Linked DNA regions of Mus musculus: region 1 is linked to region 2. The links are chromatin contacts, found by Hi-C or POLR2A ChIA-PET in ENCODE. All regions are on one chromosome and are shown on one strand. The core of a region is the stretch at or near the end of the contact, and the rest is flanking DNA. Distances in the headings are between cores, read along the strand shown.

What was found. A loop is a pair of places that touch in the nucleus more often than their neighbours do. ChIA-PET counts read pairs that join two places held with the same protein, here RNA polymerase II (POLR2A).
Region 1: POLR2A ChIA-PET joins it to region 2 with 16 read pairs in embryonic stem cell. The contact joins the enhancer-like site here to the promoter of Smkr-ps in region 2. A Hi-C loop is called at or near these places in 1 of 37 maps with a recorded cell type or tissue (T-helper 17 cell). POLR2A ChIA-PET finds 5 or more read pairs at or near these places in 4 of 5 experiments (Patski and embryonic stem cell).

The regions. Positions count from the first base shown.
Region 1 is chr6:30,022,285-30,029,580 of GRCm38, forward strand. No RefSeq gene overlaps it. Among named protein-coding and RNA genes, the nearest start is that of Nrf1, 22 kb to the right of the region's middle. Within about 2 kb of position 4,592, at least 1 of the 3 ENCODE cell types and tissues checked has a DNase peak (open chromatin) inside an H3K27ac peak, as active enhancers do.
Region 2 is chr6:29,980,134-29,987,899 of GRCm38, forward strand. Smkr-ps (smal lysine rich protein 1, pseudogene) reads left to right here and starts at 5,196. Exons shown (of 2, transcript NR_040264.1): 1 at 5,196-5,333.

The DNA of each region.
Region 1 (7,296 bases), core at 3,342-5,841, 42 kb after region 2:
ATTGCTATGGATGAAAACCTGGATCCTCATATAAGCTGGGGAAATCTATCACTGAGATTCCCTCTGCCTTGGTTACTTTTTTTTGTTGCAGTGAATAATTATCTATTCACCATGACCAAAGCAACTTATAGAGGGAGAGTTTAAGGGCTTACCTTTTCAGAGGGTGAGTTCTTGACCATCATTGATGGAGACATGGCACTAGGCAGGCTGGCAGAACATTGCAAAAGTAGCTGAGAGCTTACATCTGACCTACGAGGACAAACTCACTGTAAATGGTGTGGGCTTTTGAAATCTCAAAGCCCGCCCCGCAGTGACACACCCCCTTCAACAAGGCCACACCTCCTAATTCTTCCCGAACAGTTCCACCAACTGGGAACTGAGCATTCAAATCTATGAGCCTGAGGGCCATTCTCATGCAGACCACACACTCTCCTAGCACTGGTACTTTAGCTCTATTGTTGACACAATTCCCTACCTGCCCAAGTTAACATTTATTTAGGTTTTTCATTTACTCTCATGTGCATCTATGCAGCACATCCAACAGCCTTGCAATCTACCATTCTCATACAAGCGAATCAGAGAATCTGCAATGTTTAGGGTTCCCCTCTGAGTGCAAAGGCAATAATGTTAAGAATTGCAATAAAGTGACTATCAGTTATGAAAGTCAAGATCCCTGCAGATACAACAGATACTGAAATATTATGAACCATTTCATATTTACTTGTCTCACGATATAGATGAAATGGACAGTTTCTGAGAAGATAAAACTTAAGAGATGGAGAAATAGAAAGTCCATACATATTATCTACTAAAGAAATTGAAATCTTAGTTACAATTCTCTCCTTAAAGAAAATTCCAAGCCAAATGACTTTATTGCTGGGTTTTACCAAAGATCTAAGAAATAAATCCTGGGGGCTGGAGAGATGGCTCAGTGGTTCAGAGCACTTGCTTTTCTGGAGGTCCTGAGTTCCAATTCCAGCAACCACATGGTAGCTCACAACCATCTGTAATGAGATTGGCCGCCCTCTTCTGTTGTGACTGAAGACAGACAGCTACAGTGTACTTATGTATAATAATAAATAAATCTTTAAAATAAAAAATAAATAAATCCCAGGGGACTGGGGAGTTGTGTGAACCTGAAACCTGAGATCAAAAAACAAAACCCACATAGCACACATCTGTAATCCCAGTACCCCTAAGGCAAAATGGAGGGACAGAGACAGAAGAGTCCCTTAGGAGCTTGTGGGGCAACTAGCCTGGTGTGTACAACAAAAAGATTCCGTGTAGGCATAAATTTTTTGCAACCTACTTTTAATAAGGTAAGGTGACCCAATACGCGCGTGGTTTTAGAGGAAGAACAGTGAGGCGGAGCAAACCAAATCAATGTTCAGTACTCGTCTCCCACCATCTGTGGGGTCATAGTTATCCTCCTTCATCAAGGGTCCTTTCACGTGTTTGCTCTATCCAAACATCCTTTCACCTGTGTCTCCTCCAGCAAAACATCCTCTCACCTGAGTGTCCCAGCAAACCATCATTTGACATAACTAACTTTCCAAAGAAACTAGATGCTTCCACTTCAACTCTGTTTCAATCAAGGTGAGAACTGACCCCAAGGCTGACTTCTGATCTTTACACATGCAATGTGGCATGTACATGCATGTGTGTGCAGACATATACACACACACACAAATAGAGAGAATGTCTAGTGTAAATAGGAAAACAAACAAAACAAATATCCAAATTCCCAGGGCTGGAAAGATGGCTCTGCAGTTAAAAGCACTTACTGCTCTTCCAGAAGGCATGAGTTTGGTTCCTGGTGCCTAAGTTAAGTGGCTCACAACTACCTGTAGCTCCAGTTCCAGGAGATCTAGCCCGTGTGTCTACACACACACACACACACACAGAGAGAGAGAGAGAGAGAGAGCGCAGAGCATATACATACTGCTCTTGTAGAGGAGTAAAGTACAGTTCCCAGCACTCACACCAGGCAGCTCATAAATTCCTGTAGCTCCAGCCTCCTACAACCCTTTCCGGATTCAAGGACATCTGCATTCACACGTGCGAGCTGGGAATGTGTGTGTGTAAATAAATCATTTTTTAAATTAATGATAAATATTCCTGATTCTCATAAAGATAAAAAAAATTGTGTGGTTTTCAAAACAGGGTTTCTCTGTTTTCCTGGAACTCACTCTGTTCACCAGGCTGGCCTTGCTTGAACTCACAGTAATCCACCTGCCTTTCTGCCTCTGCCTCTGCCTCTGCCTCTGCCTCTGCCTCTGCCTCTGCCTCTGCCTCTGCCCTCTGCCCTCTGCCCTCTGCCCTCTGCCCTCTGCCCTCTGCCCTCTGCCCTCTGCCCTCTGCCCTCTGCCCTCTGCCCTCTGCCCTCTGCCCTCCTGCCCTCTGCCCTCTGCCCCTCTGCCTCTGCCTCTGCCTCTGCCTCTGCCCTCTGCCTCTGCCCTCTGCCTCTGCCTCTGCCTCTGCCCTCTGCCTCTGCCTCTGCCTCTGCCTCTGCCCTCTGCCTCTGCCCTCTGCCTCTGCCCTCTGCCTCTGCCCTCTGCCTCTGCCTCTGCCCTCTGCCTCTGCCTCTGCCCTCTGCCCTCTGCCCTCTGCCTCTGCCTCTGCCTCTGCCCTCTGCCTCTGCCTCTGCCCTCTGCCTCTGCCTCTGCCTGCCTCCTCTGCCTCTGCCTCTGCCCTCTGCCTCTGCCTCTGCCTGCCTCCTCTGCCTCTGCCTCTGCCTCTGCCTCTGCCCTCTGCTTGCCTCCTCTGCCTCTGCCTCTGCCTCTGCCTCTGCCTCTGCCTCTGCCTGCCTCCTCTGCCTCTGCCTCTGCCTCTGCCTCTGCCTCTGCCTGCCTCCTCTGCCTCTGCCTCTGCCTCTGCCTGCCTCCTCTGCCTCTGCCCTCTGCCTCTGCCTCTGCCTCTGCCTCTGCCCTCTGCCTCTGCCTCTGCCTGCCTCCTCTGCCTCTGCCTCTGCCTCTGCCTCTGCCTCTGCTTGCCTCCTCTGCCTCTGCCTCTGCCTCTGCCTCTGCCTCTGCCTCTGCCTGCCTCCTCTGCCTCTGCCTCTGCCTCTGCCTCTGCCTCTGCCTGCCTCCTCTGCCTCTGCCTCTGCCTCTGCCTGCCTCCTCTGCCTCTGCCTCTGCCTCTGCCTCTGCCTCTGCCTCTGCCTCTCCCTCCTCTGCCTCTGCCTCTGCCTCTGCCTCTGCCTCTGCCTCTCCAGTGGCATGCACCACTATACCTGGTAAGAATTTTATTTTTACTTTATTATTTTTTAAAAGATTTATTTATTGTATGCATATGAGTACACTGTAGCTGTCTTCCAACACGCCAGAAGAGGGTATCAGATCTCATTACAGATGGTTGTGAGCCACCATGTGGTTGCTGGGAATTGAAATCAGGACCTCTGGAAAAGCAGTCAGTGCTCTTAACCGCTGAGCCATCTCTCCAGCCCCTATTTTATTTTATTTTTTTATTTTATTCTTTTGGTTTTTCGAGACAGGGTTTCTCTGTATAGCCCTGGCTGTCCTGGAACTCACTTTGTAGACCAGGCTGGCCTCAAACTCAGTCTGCCTGCCTCTGCCTCCCGAGTGCTGGGATTAAAGGCGTGCGCCACCACGCCTGGCTTTTCTTTTTTTTTTTTCTTTTTCTTTCTTTCTTTTTTTTTTAAATGTGTCTGTTTCCTGCATCTGTGTGAATGTATGCCATTGATGTGCTGGTGACCTCAGAGGCCAGAAGAAGGTGTTGAAATCCCGTGGAGCTGGTGTTAAGGGCAGTTTAGAACTGCTAAATGTAGTCGCTAGGAGCTGAATTCAGTTCTTCTGCAAGAATAGCAAGTGCTCTCAACTGCTGAACTATCTCTTCAGACCCTTTTATTTTCTAGATATGACTGTCTGTCTGTCTGTCTGACTCTCTCTCTTTCTCTCTCTCTCTCTCTCTCTCTCTCTCTCTCTACATATATATATATATATATATATATATATATATATATATATATATATATATATATATATACCACGTACATGTCTGCTGCCCTTAGTGGCCAGTGGAGAGAGTCAGATCCCCCTAGAACTAGAAGTACAGGTAGAAGTGAGCCACCATGTGTGTGCTAGGAATTGACTGACCCCGGATCCTCTATAGGAACAACTGCTAAGCTGTCTTTCCACCTGAGGGTTTTGTGTGTGTGTGTGTGTGTGTGTGTGTGTGTGCGTGCGTGTGTACACGTGTTATTTTGCTTTGCTTTTTGAGACAGGGTCTCCCTACAAAGCTCTGGCTGTCCTGGAGCTCTCAGTGTAGTCCAGACTAGCCTTGAACTCGCAGAGATCTGAGTGCTGGGTTTAAAGCCATACATCACCACACCCAACCTCAACCCCAGAATTTTATTACAGCAGGAACACTAACAGCTTGAACTGAGAGATAGGGTAAATGGGAAGAAGCCTAAGGGACCCCCAAAGTTTTTCTGCCAAGAAACAGATGGACGGACACAGTTGTAACTATCAGACACATTTCTGAAAGGGGGAAAACACTAAAACTAAAACCAGCGGGTGCGTGACTTAAGAGGAAATGGAGCCCGAGGCCATAGGGTGGGGCCTGGAGCCGGACAGGAAGTACTCCAGCCTGGAAACAAGTTTGTCTGAGTGGAGCTAGAATCTGAGTGCAGTGAAGGAATCCTTTCTCCTTCCTCCTCGCCTCTAAGCCCCACCCGCTTCATAGCAACTTTCCCCGAGCCCAGGCCCGCCTTCCTCTCAGTAGTTACTTGACTGACAATGACTTTGATCTTTTGATTACTTTGCCTCCCCCTCTGGAATTTCAAGCATTGCCACCATGCCTACTTTTATGCTGTTGTAGGGTTGGAACACGGGGCGGGGTGTAGTAGGGTTGTAGCCCAGGCTGACCTTGACCTCCAAACAATCTTTTTTTCCTCAGTTTTCCAAGTGCTGGGATTACAGACACCCACGGCTACACACAGGTTCTGACTGTTTTTTCTAAAGTAAAAATTCATGATAACTAAGGAGCTGAGGGCAGGCACATCCCTATAATCCCATCACGCAGGAGATGGGGTCAGAGGGCCACGGGAGTCTTGCCTGGTAATGAGTTTATAGCCTAGAATATATGAGACTGTCAAGAAAGAAACTAAGGCCGGGGGTGGTGCATGCCTTTAATCCCAGCACTCGGGAGGCAGAGGCAGGTGGATTTCTGAGTTCGAGGCCAGCCTGGTCTACAAAGTGAGTTCCAGGACAGCCAGGGCTATACAGAGAAACCCTGTCTCGAAAAAGAAAGAAAGAGAGAGAGAGAGAGAGAGAGAGAGAGAGAGAGAGAGAGAGAGAGAAAGGAAGGAAGGAAGAAAGAAACTAAGGATGGGGACGTGGGGAGAGAGAAGAGAAAGATCAAGATAAACTGAATGATACAGAATCTGACATTAGAGCCATCCCAGGAACGTCCACGTGGTGGTTGGGATGGAGCTGGGAAATGTCCAGTAGAGCTGTCCTATACCATTCCCTTGGATTCCCACTTGCTCCTCTGATGGAAACTGTATCCTCTCTTCTGTTAACCTGCTTGGTGAAAACTGCTGTGAGCTAGCATCAAAATCTAAGCAATTTAAGGCAGCTTGCCCTTGCCAGGGGTAATGTGCGCAGGGTTTTTGGTTTGGTTTGGTTTCGATTTTTGCATCCTTATCATCATTGGGGGGGGACGGGACTTTTTCTGGCAGTACATTCAGCGGCTCAATGGAAAAGATGCTGTGAATGTCAGCGAGGAGAAATGACTTCAGACCCAGTGTCCCGTCCTTGTGAACCTCACATGCTGGTTCACTCTTATATTTTTGTTTTTTTAAGATTTATTAATTATACATAAGTACACTGTAGCTGTCTTCAGACACACCAGAAGAGAGCATCAGATCTCATTACAGGTGGTTGTGAGCCACCATGCAGTTGCTAGGATTTGAACTCAGGACCTCTGGAAGAGCAGTCAGTGCACTTAACAGCTGAGCCATCTCTCCAGCCCCTGGTTTATTCTTTTGTAGCAGAGACCTTTGTGAACTGACAAGGGGTTCTCTGGTTGCTATGGAGCTAACAAGCATACTGTTGCCTACTCCAGCTTTGTACATTTTCAGTCTGTTGTTGAGTAGTGGTTTCCTCTGGAGTGAATCAGTCCCTCCTGGAGCGGGGAGAAAGGAAATTTATAAGACTCAGGAAGCAAACACAATTTACAAGTCTTAGAAAGCTACTGAAACATCCACCCCCAACACACCCACCCACACCCAAAGTTGTATAAGCGGTAACAATTGCTTGGGAGAAGAGCCTACTGTGGGACTACCTACAGGTTGTGAGCTGTCACTCACGCAGGGGGTGGGCATTTTGGAGGTACAGCTGCCTTTGAGTCATCCTTCCTGCTCCAAGTAAACTGTCAGCCACACCCTTGTGAATCCGTAATCTCATTGCTTTATTCAGCTAGTCTCTGGCAGAACAGACAATTGTTCTAGTCTCCCAGAAAGAGTCACACAGTTCTACATCCTCAAAAGAACTCGGTAAGATTTAGCACCTTCCTTGTGGGACCATTACTTTCTTGGCTGTACTTTAATGACGATAGCTGTAGGTAAAAGCCAGAGTCGGAGCTAGGAATTGTTTTACCATAGCTAGGCCCACAGTAGGTGCCTACTAAGTTGTTTCCCAGATAACAATAACATGAAAGCAGTACAACTCTTCCTTCCTTGTTCCAGGATCCCCCATGAATCCTAAACTCTACAAGAGGCTCTCAAATCCCTTTTAGAAAATGGTTCAAAGTGGTTCTAAGACCTGCCATATCCTCCCATACACTTCGAATCATCTCTAGATTACTTATTGTGGTAGTTTGAATGAAATGTGGAGGTGGGCTCTGAGCGGTCAAAGCCTCTGGCGACCCCCACTATGCTTTCTCTGCCTCCAGGTTGTAGCTTGAGGTGTGAACTCTCTGGTCTCAGCTCTCAGATCCAGTCACCAGGCCTGCCTGCTGCCATGCTTCCCCCACCGTGATGTTGATGGAGTCTCTTCTTTTAAAAAAAATGTATTAGTTTTATTCTGTGTTTTGCCTGCATGTGTGTAACTGCACTGTGTGCATGCAGTGCCTTAGGAGGCAAGAATAAGGCCTCAAAGGGCCTGAACCTGGAGTTACAGAGAGTTGAGAGTCAACAAGTAGGTGTTGGGAGCTAAATCCAGGTCCTCTGTGTGCTCTGACCTGCTAAGCCATCTCTCCAGCTCTAGGGATGAGCTGTTGGCTCTCTAGAACCAGAAGCCCAAAGAAACCTTTCCTTCTGTAAGTTGCCTTGGT
Region 2 (7,766 bases), core at 3,946-6,445:
TAGACCAGGCTGGCCTCGAACTCAGAAATCTGCCTGCCTCTGCCTCCCAAGTGCTGGGATTAAAGGCGTGCACCACCACCACCACCACCGAGAGGAGAGCTTTAACTCTGCTGAATGTAAGTAAGGATTCCCTGACCTCACCGAGAAACTTCAGAGCATAATAGAAGCTAGTTCACTGGTTGAGGTAATAAGGCCATGACCTGAGCAAAGTGTTCACCAAGCTGCCCGTTGTCGGGATTCTCTTAATGTTAGCCATCTACAGTGCTGAGAGGATGAAGTCTGTCCTGATGAGAATGTCAAGGGAGGGCCTGATACAAGATAATTTCCGAAAGAAAAAGAACGATTTCCCAGGCCAAGGGCGATGGCTTCATCATTCAAGACTGGTGAGTTGGCAAAGAGAGAGTGTACACAATTGGGAGGCATGGCTATCACTCGGTGGAGACCAGGAAGTGGCCAGCAGCTGAAGCACAGAGGCTGCTGGTGGGGGCTGAAGACTGGGCTCAGACAGAGGTCATTCATCACTATGGAGACTGTTTTAGCCCACAAGATGAGATCACTAGGCTATGTGAATGTGAGTGTGGTTTACTGAGGGAGGACATGGGCTCTGAGGTCAGTTCGTACTTGGAGTGCAGCAAGAGGCAGGTAGACATGGGATATCTCCATGAGATCGGGATGAGCCAGGGGCATGATGCATATCCCAGAAACAAGTGGGAGAGAGACTACGGGAAATGCTATAGTGTGGATATGGCATGTGCCCCCAAAGGGGTCCCGTGTCAGAAGCTTGATGTCCACTGTGGCAATACTGAGGTGATGCAGTAGGCATGGTAGCACCATCCCAGATTCCCAGCACTCAGGAGGCTGAGGCAGGAGGATCAGAGGTGGCTTTACTCTTCTACACGTTCACTTCATGAGAATCTCACGCATGAGCACACATTACCTCATTTTCATCCCTTCCTCCCTCCCTTCAGCATTTTCCCTTGGAGTGAGTATGCCTAGTGAAACCCTCTCCAAACTGAGCCAGGCCCAGTATTCAGGAGGCAGAAGCAGGAGAGACATCCCTAAGTTCACACAGAAAGTCTCACACCATCCAGGACTATAGAATGACATCCTGTGTCAAAAACAGAGCCTGGGGAGAGGGTGCTGGGGAGATGGCTCGGTGGTTAGGAGCACTGACGGCTCTTCCAGAGATCCTGAGTTCGATTCCCAGCAACCACATGGTGACTCACAACCATCTACAATGTGATTTGATGCCCTCTTCTGGTGTGTCTGAAGACAACTACAGTAAGAGCTAAGATAAATAAACAAACAAACAAATAAATCTTTCAAATGTTTAAAAACAAAACCAAACCAAAAACAGAGACTGGGAAGATGGCTCAGTAGGTAAAGGCACTAACCACAAAGTGGACAGCCTGAGTGTACCCGCATGGTAGAAGGAAAGACCAACTCCCATAAGCTGTCCTGTGAGCTCCACATTGCAAATGCCCACACATACTTGCAAATAAATGATAAATAAATAAATAAATAAATAAAGGCATGGCCTACTAGAAGGTAGGTCATTGGCATTGAGGTAGGTCTTATTGGGCTAGAAGTATCACTCAGAGCTAGGTCCCAGCTCTGTAAGAAAGAAAAGTAGAAAGCTGGCCAGCTCATGTTTAGGTGGACATGGAGGCACATACTTGCAATCTCAGCACTCAGAAGGCAAAGAGAAAAAAATAAAAGGGAAAATTTATTATTATAAAGAGTGAGTCTGGGGCTGGAGAGATGGCCCAGCAGTTAAGAGCACTAACTGTTCTTCCAGAGGTCCTGAGTTCAATTCCCAGCAACCACATGGTGTCTCACTACCATCTGCAATCAGATCCTATGCCCTCTTCTGGCATGTCTGAAGATAGCAACAGTGTACTCATATCAATAAAATAAATCTTTATAAATAAATAATTAATGAGCCTAACCATTAAGTCTTTCTGGCACCCTCCCTCTTTTACCACATTCTGATGCATTCATGTCTTGATGACATCTGCCTACTGTTATGACCTCACAGAAGGAGAAACTGAAAGGATTTCTGATCTTTCAGTCTCCAAAACTGTGTGCCAAATAAATCTTTTGTCATCCCTTACCTTGGGTATCTTATTACAGCCACAGAAGATGATGGCTGTGTCTTCTGGTGACTTCTGAGCAGGAAGTAGCCCTCACACTTGGTAAGGTGAAGGGGACTCTACTTCCCACTGAACGTGGGGACAGTAAGTACATACTGTGCCTGCCTACATACAAGTGGCTGCTGCAGAGATCTGGGCTTCGTCTAACAGGCAGAGTATTGCTCCTGTTTGCCTGGCCTTAACCTTCAACGGGGCCTCTGATCAACAGGGCATTCAAGATCCAGAGAACACAGAAGCAGCAGCCAAGGGCATGACAGAATCACAACCCCCAGAGAAGAACGAGACCGGCAAGCATTTGTGGTGCTAAGAAGGGAGCTAGAAAAGCTGTCTGAGGGCTGGAGAGATGGCTCAGCGGTTAAGAGCACTGATTGCTTTTCCAGAGATCCTGAGTTCAAATCCCAACAACCACATGGTGGCTCACAACCATCTGTAATGAGATCTGATGCCCTCTTCTGGTGTGTCTGAAGACAGCTACAGTGTACTTACATATAATAAATCTTTTTTAAAAAGAAAAGAAGGGGCTGATGAGATGGCTCAGCAGTTAAGAGTGCTGACTGCTCTTCCAAAGGTCCTGAGTTCAAATCCCAGCAACCACATGGTGGCTCACAACCATCAGTAATGAAATCTGATGCCCTCTTCTGGAGTGTCTGAAGACAGCTACAGTGTACTTACATATAATAAATAAAATATTTTTTAAAAATAGAAAAGCTGAGTCATAGATATCAGTCACTGAACAGTTTTGAAAGTGAGTGACCCATGGTTTGGCCTGTGCTTTAAAATATGAAGGGATATAGAAGTCGGGGCAGCAGGATGTCAGGACTACAGCAGCCCAGGCAAAGACCATACAAGTGGGAACATGGCAGTGATCATAGGGACATTAGGCCAAAGGCAAGGGTGGCAGGGTGTGATGCCAGGTACATTGACGGTTTGGAGCTTCCTGGGAGTGCGAGCTGCTGTAGAGACCTGAGAACGTCAGGAGGCATGGGGGTTGGGAGATATTAGTGGTTCCTTCTCTTGCTTTCTCCTATTTCCATTTTGTATTGATCTATTCAGCTTATAAAGTGAGCATTTGTATATTCCCTCAGAATAAAGACTACCACTGTCTGTCTGAGTCACTCTTCCATGGCTGTGAAGAGACACCATGACCAACTTATAGAACAAAGCATTTACAAACTTTTTCTTTCTGGCCTCGCTCTGCTCTGGCCCTGCTCGCTCCTGCCACGCTTCTCTCCCCACCCCCACCTCGCTCAGGCATTTATTGGGGGGCTTGCTTACAAATTCAGAGGGTGAGCCCATGACCATTATGATGTAGAGCATCGCAGCAGGCAGGTAACCATGACACTGGAGCAGGAGCTGAGGGCTTACATCTTATCCATAAGTTTGAGGGAGGGGAGGGAGGGGAGGGAGGGATGGGTCTGGCACAGACTTTTGAAACTGCCAAAGCCCTCCTCCAGTGACACACCTCCTCCAGCAAGGCCACACCTCTTCATTCTTCCCAAACAGTTCCACCAACCAGGGACCAAATATTCATATATATGTGCCTGTGGGGACTGTTATCATTCAAAACACCCCATTGTCACTCCCAACGCAATGAAGTCTTCTAAACCTTGTATGTAGTCAAGAACCCACTTCACCATGGTACCACCATCACAAGTTGTTGATCAGGAAAAAAAAAAAGGAACAAATTTTGAAATGATCCCAGTAGAGATTAACCTTGGAAAGCTGCAAACAAAACAAAGCAAAACAAAACATTGAGATACAGGCAGGGAAAGGGGCTCACTCCCAATCCTTGGATTAGAAGCCAGTCCACAAAGGAGAAAACACAGAGTTTGCCATATCAAGGGATATATAAATCATGATAAAATTGCCAGACAAAACACAGTCTTGTCAGTGAAAACTCCAAAGGACATAAAGACTTGATTTTGAAAGTCATTTCACTAACCAGGCTGGAGAAAAGCTAGCAAAACCTACTATAGCATGTAAGGTCTTTTCAGGATTTTAACCTGCTTCTTGGTTCACCTGCCTCCTGCCCTGGGTTTACCATATCCGGCCCATGATTTGGACTGTTCCTGGTCGTTTGGGTTTTTTTGTTTGTTTTGTTTTGTAACGTTTATTTGTTTTTATTTTTTTGTGTGGTGAGTGTTTTGTCTGCATGTGTATCAGTGCACTGTATAGTGAGCTGCCTGGTGCCTGTGGAGGTCAGAAGAGGGCGCTGGATCCCTGGGACTGGATGGTTGTGAACAGCCCTGTGGGTGCTGAGAGCCCAACCTGGGTCCTCTGCAAAAGCAAGTGCTCTTTACCACTGAGCCAACTCTGCACCTATCACTTTTAACTGTGGCCAGCGCTTGCAATTCATACCCTTCCTCTTTGCTGTGTTCCCATCTTCCTCCTCCAACCTTTTTAGTTCAAGAACCTTGGCTCATATTGGGCACTGAATTCCCATGGCAAGCGGGAGTCAGGCACGCGACAGATATACAATATCCGCTTACTGAATAAAATGGAATGGCAAGTTCTAAAAAAATAAAAAAAATAAAAAAAAAACAATTGGAGTTATGCCCCCAAACGCATTCCCTTTCTGGGAGAAAAGGATGGACTCACAAGGTTAGAAGCTAATCCCACCCATAATGTACGAACCCTGCCCACTTTCCTCTCCTGAGGCCTGTACTAGACTCTTACAGACATTTCTTCTGTTATTCTCACCTCGACCCTCAGAGACCTTATTCTTGTTTATCAGAAGAAGTGAAAGAGTTTCTGAAGATTTCAAGAGACTGATTTAGCTTACACTCTCTCTAGCCTTTCCTTCCCAAAGACAAAACTGCTGATCTTGGCGGCCCGCCCCTTCCCCTCATGCCCCGCCCAATCGCACTGCCGGAGACAAAACTTTGCAACTTTGCTCCCAGTTTGAGTTCTTAATCATCGTCACCTCCGCGTAAACCGAATCGGAACACACAAACTGAGCTCACAAGGGCTCCGCCCAGTGCGGCATGCCCCGCCCCGGTGCCCTAGCAACAAATAAACAGTTCGAGGTTCCGCGGGGTTTGTGCACTCGAAAGCGAGCTGTCCGGGTGCCGCCCCGAGTGGAGTGAGCCGAGCCTTGCTTACCAGCATCTGCGCCTCCGCACACCGCGAAGGCGCCCAATTGGAGGTGCGGCCACGGCCGGGGCAGGCGGCACAACGCCGGTGAGAGCGCTCGCGGAGGCTAGGGAAGCACCAGGATCGGGGCCGGAAGACTGCGACGCCGGGGTGGGGGAGTAGAGGTGGGGGGTATGGGGAAGAAATGTGGGGCCTGAATTTCGAGACTGGGGACTGGTGTCACAATCACCTCAGCTGAGATAGAAATGACCACGGAAATACCCATCTTAAAGTGGGAGGTTCGCAAGCGCTCGCCATAGCCCCAGTAAGCCTTTGAGACCTAGGTCTTTTGTCGTCCCCACCGGTACAGTTCAACCCAGCGTATAGTAGGAGGGCTCATTCTGAGACGGACTTAAGATGGACTTAAGATGACCTGCATCTGATGGACAGCAGCAGCAGATTCAGGCTGTACCCTTTCTGTGAAACTGGTTTTAGTCCCTTGGTTCTGTGGGGTAACTTTTTTCACTCCTAGAAGATGCTTTGGCGTTTGGGAAATAGAGGAAGATCAGCAACGAGGTTTGGATCCCCCCAAACTAAGTACACGCCAATAAGGGACTGTTCAGGCTGCCCTGAGATGTATGGTGGAATTCTTTACATGTAATAAAGTAAGGTTGGCCTTGGGAGGAGGGAGAGGTGTCCACACTGCATCTAACCCCACCCTACCCTAACCCTCCTCCTGCCGGTGCCGTCCTTCCCAGCCTCATTTTTCTTTCTAGAGTGGCTGTGGTTTTGTTGCCCCTGTCCGCAGCCCTCAGGGACACGCTGTTCTCTTCACTGTTGAACTTGCTGCTAAGCATGCACTGGGTAAAGGGGCCTCAACTTCTTGCACAATTATGGTATTACCATCTCTGCTTAAGGAAAAGTCTTCCCCGAACTAGACGGATGTTGCTCTCCTTGCACCTGCCCTATGGCTGCTACTAGTCTTTTTATCTCCTAGAGTAGAAATACCTCCTGGTCCCTCCTGTCCTGTAAGTACCCACAGCCCTTTGCACCACGCTTGAGGTGTCCTGCCTGTCTTGCTTTCCTTTAGCCTGCAGTTTGGGATGTGTTTAGTAAGCCTGCGGTTCTAATGTTTTCTTCTGGAACTAAGTATAGTATTAAGTAAAGGTGCCATCTCCTGACTTGTTTCTCGGCTTCTACTCTACTGCTCTTCTTTTTCCGGATCCAGGAAAATGAAGAATAACTTACAAAGCCCTCGAAACTAACGGCTTCTTCCGGCTCTTTGTATAAATGTCCAGCTTGTTAGTTTACAGAGGCTGAAGGCCAAAGCTGCTCTTCACTTGCTTTCCAGACCTGATCGCCCCTCCCCCTTTCCATCCCACCCTGCCCTACTCCCCATTTGCTTGTGGACAGCCACTCTGATCTTGGTTGGTCCCTTTATCTTTGCATAGCCTCTCCAACCGCAAAGTGTCTGTATTTATTTCTTCAGGTGGCTATGACCAAACACCTGAAACAACAGTTCAAGAGAAGGAGGGCTTATTCGGGGTCACACTCAGGTTTCCGTCTCACGTAGTGGAGAAGGCAGAGCTTAGGGCAGCGGAGAGTCCAACAGGGAAGGTCAGAAAGCAAAGAGGGTAGGGCCAGGTGAGACCCACCCCTAAAGACCTACTTCTGCTACCTAGTTCTACCCCCCTAAAGTCTCCTCAAGGCCCTCTTGGGAATAAACAATCAACATGTGAACCTGTTAGAGACATTTCATATTTGAACCAACACACCCATCTGATTGTAATTCATTATTCATTTAGCAAATGGTTCATCCATTCGGTGTGCCAAATAATAGTTTAGGCTAAGGAATTCAGTGGTAAACTCACAAACCAACCCTCTGGGTTCCTCTCAGTTACTATTAATTATTAATCACTATTAAGTAGTTGGAATGGTTTTAATGAGACTATCCTCCATAGACACAGATATTTGAACCCTTGGTCCCCAGTTGGAGCACTATTTAGGGAGGTGGTTGCAGCTCTGGAGGAAGTCTGTCGCTGATGGGGTGTGGGGAGTGCCCTGAGATCTCCCAGACTCCCCTCCCACTTCACTCTCTGCTTCCTGCCCCGGCCACGCCTCCTCAGTAGGAAGTCTGTCTCTGTAGGGCAAAAGTGAGCTCCTCCATAAATTGGTTTTGGTCATAGTGTTTTATCACAGCCAAAGAAAAGTAACCATATATAGTAGTTAAAAACAACAAACAACAAACCCTAGGGTGAGGGGCCAGAGAATGATATTTCAAGGCAAAGGCCTTGTGGGTAGTGTCTTAGTCAGGGTTTCTATTGCTGCACAAACATCATGACCAAGAAGCAAGTTGGGGAGGAAAGGGTTTATTCAGCTTACACTTCCATACTGCTGTTCATCACCAAAAGAAGTCAGGACTGGAACTCAAGCAGGTCAGGAAGCAGGAGCTGATGCAGAGGCCATGGAGGGATGTTCTTTACTGGCTTGCTTCCCCTGGCTTGCTCAGCCTGCTCTCTTATAGAACCCAAGACTGCCAGC